Linked DNA regions of Homo sapiens: region 2 is linked to region 1. Evidence: read pairs that join two places in POLR2A ChIA-PET (ENCODE). Cell type or tissue: B cell. All regions are shown on one strand. Links, peaks and the distances in the headings refer to the core of each region. The heading gives the core; the rest is flanking DNA. Region 1 overlaps PREX1 (phosphatidylinositol-3,4,5-trisphosphate dependent Rac exchange factor 1). Region 2 overlaps NCOA3 (nuclear receptor coactivator 3).

Region 1 (2,915 bases), core at 120-2,619:
ATTCAGGGCCCAGGCCTCAGTGAGGGAGGTGCAGCCATGGAGGTTTCCTCCCATTGATTTTTCCCAGAGCCTGCTCGGCCCCAGGGAGGGAATTCTGGCAGCAGAAGGGCCAGTCTTAGGAGTACAGACACTGGCTGCTTGGCTGCAGCTTGGGGTCTTCAGTTTAGGGAGTGTCAACTATGTACCCAATGCTTCCCACGATTGCCTCATCCTAGACAATCTCATCTCCATTTTACGAAAAAGGAGACCGAGGTTCTCAGTGGCTGACGCGGCAGCCTCAGAGCATGCAGCTAAGCAGACAAAGCTGGCCTCTGACCTCGGGGCCATCAGAGTCCAGGCTCTGACTTTCTGCCACATCCACTCTAACCCTCTCTTGCGATCTCAGCTTCCCTGACCAGCCACTCACTTCCCACTAGTGATGGGGCCACATCATTAAAGTTGTGACCCCCAAGCTCCACAAGGGAAGAAACTTCTGTCCCTGGAGCCCAATACAGTGCCAGGCCTTCTGATCCAACGTGAAAGGAGGGAGAACTTGCAGGACAGAAAGGACCCAGAGCTTGCAGACATCAGAGGACTCTCAGAGAGGCCCCAACAGCCCTTGACCATTGTGGTGGGCTGAACAATAATCCCTCAAAGACGTCCACATACTAATCCACGGAACCTGTGAATACACCACCTTCCATGGCAAAAGGGACTCTGCAGATGTGATTAAGGTAAGGATCTTGGAAAGGGGGGGATTATCAATAGCATTGAGGTGGGCCCAACATAATCACAAGGATCCTTAAAAGGAAAAGAGGGGCTAGGCACGATGGCTGAAGCCTATAATCCCAGCACTTTGGGAGGCCGAGGTGGGTGGATCACTTGAGGTCAGGATTTTGAGACCAGCCTGGCCAACATACCAAAACCCAATCTCTAGTAAAAATTAAAAAATTAGCCAGATGTGGTGGTGCACACCTGTGGTCCCAGCTCTTGGAAGGCTGAGGCGTGAGAATTGCTTGAACACGGGAAGCAGTGGTTGCAGTGAGCCAAGATAGCGCCACTACACTCCAACCTGGGAGACAGAGCAAGACTCTTTCTCAAAAAAAAAAAAAAAAGAAAGAAAGAAAGAAAAAGAGGGAGGTAGGAGAGTGAGTGCCAGGGGTCAGAGGAAGACCAGAAGACGCTATGCTGCTGGCTGGGAGATGGACGAGGCCACAAGCCAAGGAATGCAGGGGCCTCTGGAAGCTGGAAAAGGCAAGGAAACGGATTCTCCCCAGACCCCCCAGGAGCACAGCCCTGCTGGCACCTTGATTTCAGCCCCGTAAGACCCAGTTCAGACTCCTGACCTCCAGAAGTGTAAGATAATAAATCTGTGCTGTTTAAAGGCACAAGAAACTAATACGACTGCTAGCTCGAAACATGTACACGAAAGAAAAGCAAACCTGTTGTATCTCCATGAATCACGGCCAAACACAATCCTAATACTCTGTTATTATGATTACTACAAAACAGATATTATCATACAGTCTAGCTATACATTTCATACATTGTTTGGCATATGTTTAGTAAGCTGCAAAATGCTTTCTTTCCCCACCCACAAAAGTATCTACAAACAAATATTCATTAAGGACAGATGGTCTAATAACAGTAATTACTATAATAATTACAGCAACATCAAGTATCTTTCACTATTCAGATCTATTCAGTTCCTGAGTTTAGAAAGCAAGAAGCCATTTAGAAAGATCAGATAAGGGAAACCTTGGGATACTAAGCTGTCAGAACTAGATAATGCCTGCATTTCCAATGAAACGTGGACACGACAACCAGCTGCAACACATATTAAGTGCTTACTGCATGCCAATGCCAGGGGTACAGGAGGAAGCGACTCCTACACCCCCATTTCACAGACAAGGAACAGAGTTATTTGCTCAAAGTCATGCAGAGGAGGAGGACGGAGCCAGACCTAAGTGCAGGCCCCAGGGGCTTCAGAGCCAAGTCTCTTTCCCATGGGGCTATACTGCTTCTTCAGTTCAAAAATTGGGAGAATTTAATTAGGGGAAGGAGAATAGTGTAGCCTCGTGGGAAGACCAGGAGTTGGGAGGCCTAAATCAGCGTCCCCAATCCCTGGGCCGTGGGCTGTTAGGAACCGGGCCACACAGCAGGAGGTGAGCAGCAGGCAAGAAGCAAAGCTTCATCTGTATTTAGAGCCATCCCCATTGCCCGCATGACCACCTGAGCTCCGCCTCCTGTCACATCAGCAGCAGCATCAGATTCTCATAGGAGCACAAACCCTACTGCAAACCACCCATGCCGGGGATCTAGGTTGCACCCTCCTTACGAGAATCTAATGCCTGATGATCTGTCACTGTCTCCCATCACCCCCAGATGGGACTGTCTAGTTGCAGGAAAACAAGCTCAGGGTTCCCACTGATTCTACATTATGGTGAGTTGCATAATTATTTCATTATATGTTACAATGTAATAATAATAGAAACAAAGTATACAACAAATGTAATGTGTTTGAATCATCCTGAAACCATCCCTTCCCCACCCCTAGGTCCGTGGAAAAAAATGTCTTCCAGGAAACCCGTCCCTGGTGCCAAAACGGCTGGGGACCACTGGCCTAGATCACTTAGGCATCCCTGGGTGGAGTGACACAAAGGGATCGTCACAAAAGGCAAATGTGGTCACCCACTGCCCTGCCCAGCCCATCAGCCGCTCCCCGCTTCTCTGAGAACCCCATCCAGAAGGGCTCTGCAGGACCTGACCTCAGCCTCCAAGCTGTGCTGCAGCCAGACCGGCCTCCAGGATCCTCAGCTGTTCCCCAAACACACCCAGCTTGCTCCTGCCCCCAGGCCTCAGCACAGGTGCTCCCTCCACCTGCAACACTCATCTCCCTCCTGCCAGCTGCTTCAAGTCTCACATTCCCTGCCCTC
Region 2 (2,915 bases), core at 201-2,700, 1.2 Mb before region 1:
GAGGAGGGAGGTGGGGTAACATAGCTAGTAATTAGGACAGCTGGGATTTGAATCTTTTTTTCCTCCTTCCAGATCCATTGGAACAAGCATTATTTTTGATAATACTCCCATGACCATCCACTAACTTCTTATACTTCCTAAAAGTGATGTTGTATACTAGCTTTGTATGGTTCTTTCATTGACACCATTAAACCTAAGTTTAAAAATGAAGCATGTCATTCCCTCTCCCACCATTTAAAAATTTTTTTTTATTTGATGCTGAGTTTCTCTCTGTTGCCCAGGCTGGAGTGCAGTCGCACGATCTTGGCTCACTGCAACCTCTGCCTCCCGGGTTCAAGCGATTTCTGGCTAATTTTTGTATTTTCAGTAGAGATGGGCTTTCATCATGTTGGCCAGGCTGGTCTCGAACTCCAGACCTCAAGTGATCCACCTGCCTCGGCCTCCCAAAGTGCTAGGATTACAGGCGTGAGCCACTGTGGCTGACTTCTCCCACCCCTCCCTTTTTGTTCCCAGTTCTCATTGGTCTACAGTGTGAGTCCCAAGCTGGAATTTGGAAGAAGCTTGGGGCTATTGGACATAATGATAATAAAATAGTTAATTGATTAACTATAATTAACATGAATAATGAAATCCACCATTATATAGCGCTATCTGTCTGGAACAGTCGTGTGGTTGGTTCCTTTTAGCTCTTGGATTAAATGTTGTATCTTAGGAGAGCCCTTCCCAGACCTGAAATTACTTTCTTCTCCCTCTTCTTCCCCCTTATCTATATCACCTTATTTATTTATTTTTGAGATAGGGTCTTGCTCTGTCTCCCAGGCTGGAGTGCAGTGGTGCCATTTCAGCTCACCGCACCCTCAACCTCCTGGGCTCAAGCGATCCTTTCACCTCAGCCTCCAGAATAGCTGGGACCACAGGCACGTGCTACCATGCCCAGCTAATTTTTGTATTTTTTGCAGAGACAGGTTTTGCCGTGTGCCCAGGCTGGTCTTGAAATCCTGAGCTCATGCAGTTAACCCACCTTGGCCACCCACAGTGTTGAGATTACAGGCATGAGCCACTGCGCCTAGCCCTAATGTGCTTTTTAAAGAGTAAGCATAGCTGGGTAGAGTGGCGTGTACCTGTAGTCCTGAGTACTTGGGAGACTGAGGCAGGAAGATTGCTTGAGCCCAGGAGTTGGAAGCCAGCCTGGGCAACATAGCAAGACTGTCAAAAAAGAAAAAGAAGAAATTTAAAAAAGTACTATTAGTACTAACAGTTTACATGGTATAGTACTATGTATGTATGTATGTATGTATGTATGTATGTATGTATGTATGTATGTATTTTGAGACGGAGTCTTGCTCTGTCACCAGGCTGGAGTGCAGTGATGTGATCTTAGCTCACTGCAACCTCTGCCTCCTGGGTTCAAGCGATTCTCCTGCCTCAGCCTCCCGAGTAGCTGGGACTACAGGTGTGCACCACCACACCCAGCTAATTTTTGTATTTTTAGTAGAGATGGAGTTTCGCCATGTTGGTCAGGATGGTCTTGATCTCTTGACCTTGTGATCCCCCCGCCTCGGCCTCCCAAAGTGCTAGGATTACAGGTGTGAGCCACTGCACTCGGTTGTACTTTGTTTTGTTTGATGTAACATAAAATATTTGAGTACTTTTCTTTCTTTCTTTTTTTTTTTTAAAGAGCTAGGATGTTATACTATTGGCCCAGGCTAGAGTGCAGTGCAGTGGTGCAATCACAGCTCACTCAACCTCGAACTCCTGGGCTCAAGTGATCCTCTCACCTCAACCTCCCAAGTAGTTGGGAGTAAAGGTTCATGTCATCACACCTGGCTAATTCTTTTCTTTCTTTTTTGAGACTGAGTTTCATTGTTGTTGCCCAGACTGGAGTGCAGTGGCATGATCTTGGCTCACTGCAACCTCTGCCTCCTGGGTTCAAGTGATTCTCTTGCCTCAGCCTCACAAGTAGCTGGGATTACAGGTACATGCTACCGTGCCCGGCCAATATTTTGTATTTTTAGTAGAGACGGGGTTTCACCATGTTGGCCAGGCTGGTCTCCAACTCCTGACCTCAGGTGATCCACCCACCTTGGCCTCCCAAAGTGCTGGGATTACAGGTGTGAGCCACCGTGCCAGGCCAATTATTTTACTTTCTTTTTGTAGAGATGGGGTCTTTCTGTGTTGCCCAGGCTGGTCTTGAACTCCTGTCCTCAAGTGTTCCTCCAGCCTCACAAAGGATTGGGATTACAGTCATGAGCCACCATACCTGGTGGCTTTTAAGTCTTTTGTTAAAAACAACTCTGGCAGAGCAAGAAGACATACAGGCCACTATTTTGTTTGCTTTTGTTTTATAGTCAGTATTTCCTTTCAAGTTCTATTTTTGGCACAGAAGCTGCATTGGTCCTGGAAGAAGACCAGGCAACAAGCTGCTGTGGCTCCAGTTGAGTTTACTTTCCTTGACAAGTGAGGAATGCATTGGGTACTTGAATAAAACCAGGGAGGAATGATGGCACTTCCGTTGTGCCAGACCGTGGCAAGAAGCTAGGCAGCTACTGTAAGTCTGTACTTTTTTTCTGTTATCTTTGGAATAGTTCACATGGTAGAAGAAAAAAAAATACAGGCATACCTCAGACCATTGTGATAAAATGAATATTGTGATAAAATGAGTCACTAATTTTTTGGTTTCCCAGTAGATAAAAAGTTATGTTTACACTCCATTCTGTTAAGTGTGCAGTAGCATTATGTCTAAAGAAACAATGTATATACCTTAATTAAAAAAATACTTTATTGTGGCCTGGTGGGTAGCTCCATCCCAGCACTTGGGGAAGCTAAGGCAGGTGGATCCCTTTAGCTCCATGAGACCAGCGTGGGCAACATGGCAAGATTCCATCTCTACCAAAACGATGTAAGAATTAACCAGG

The links. ChIA-PET counts read pairs that join two places held together with the same protein. Peaks named below come from ENCODE experiments on the same cell type or tissue, not always from the same donor. Only the 100,000 strongest peaks of a DNase experiment are listed, where the experiment ranks them.
Region 2: POLR2A ChIA-PET joins it to region 1 with 5 read pairs; 1 of 35 experiments calls an interaction of 5 or more read pairs at or near these places.

What each region holds. Positions count from the first base shown.
Region 1 is chr20:48,763,704-48,766,618 of GRCh38, forward strand. The region is part of intron 1 of PREX1 (phosphatidylinositol-3,4,5-trisphosphate dependent Rac exchange factor 1); the gene reads right to left. Among named protein-coding and RNA genes, the nearest start is that of PREX1, 63 kb to the right of the region's middle. RefSeq lists a silencer at 1,183-1,361. In B cell, for the core only: no CTCF peak of the experiment used is centred there; no DNase peak of the experiment used is centred there; H3K27ac peaks cover 834 bases.
Region 2 is chr20:47,565,738-47,568,652 of GRCh38, forward strand. All of the region lies in intron 1 of NCOA3 (nuclear receptor coactivator 3), which reads left to right. Among named protein-coding and RNA genes, the nearest start is that of NCOA3, 65 kb to the left of the region's middle. In B cell, for the core only: no CTCF peak of the experiment used is centred there; no DNase peak of the experiment used is centred there; H3K27ac peaks cover 1,114 bases.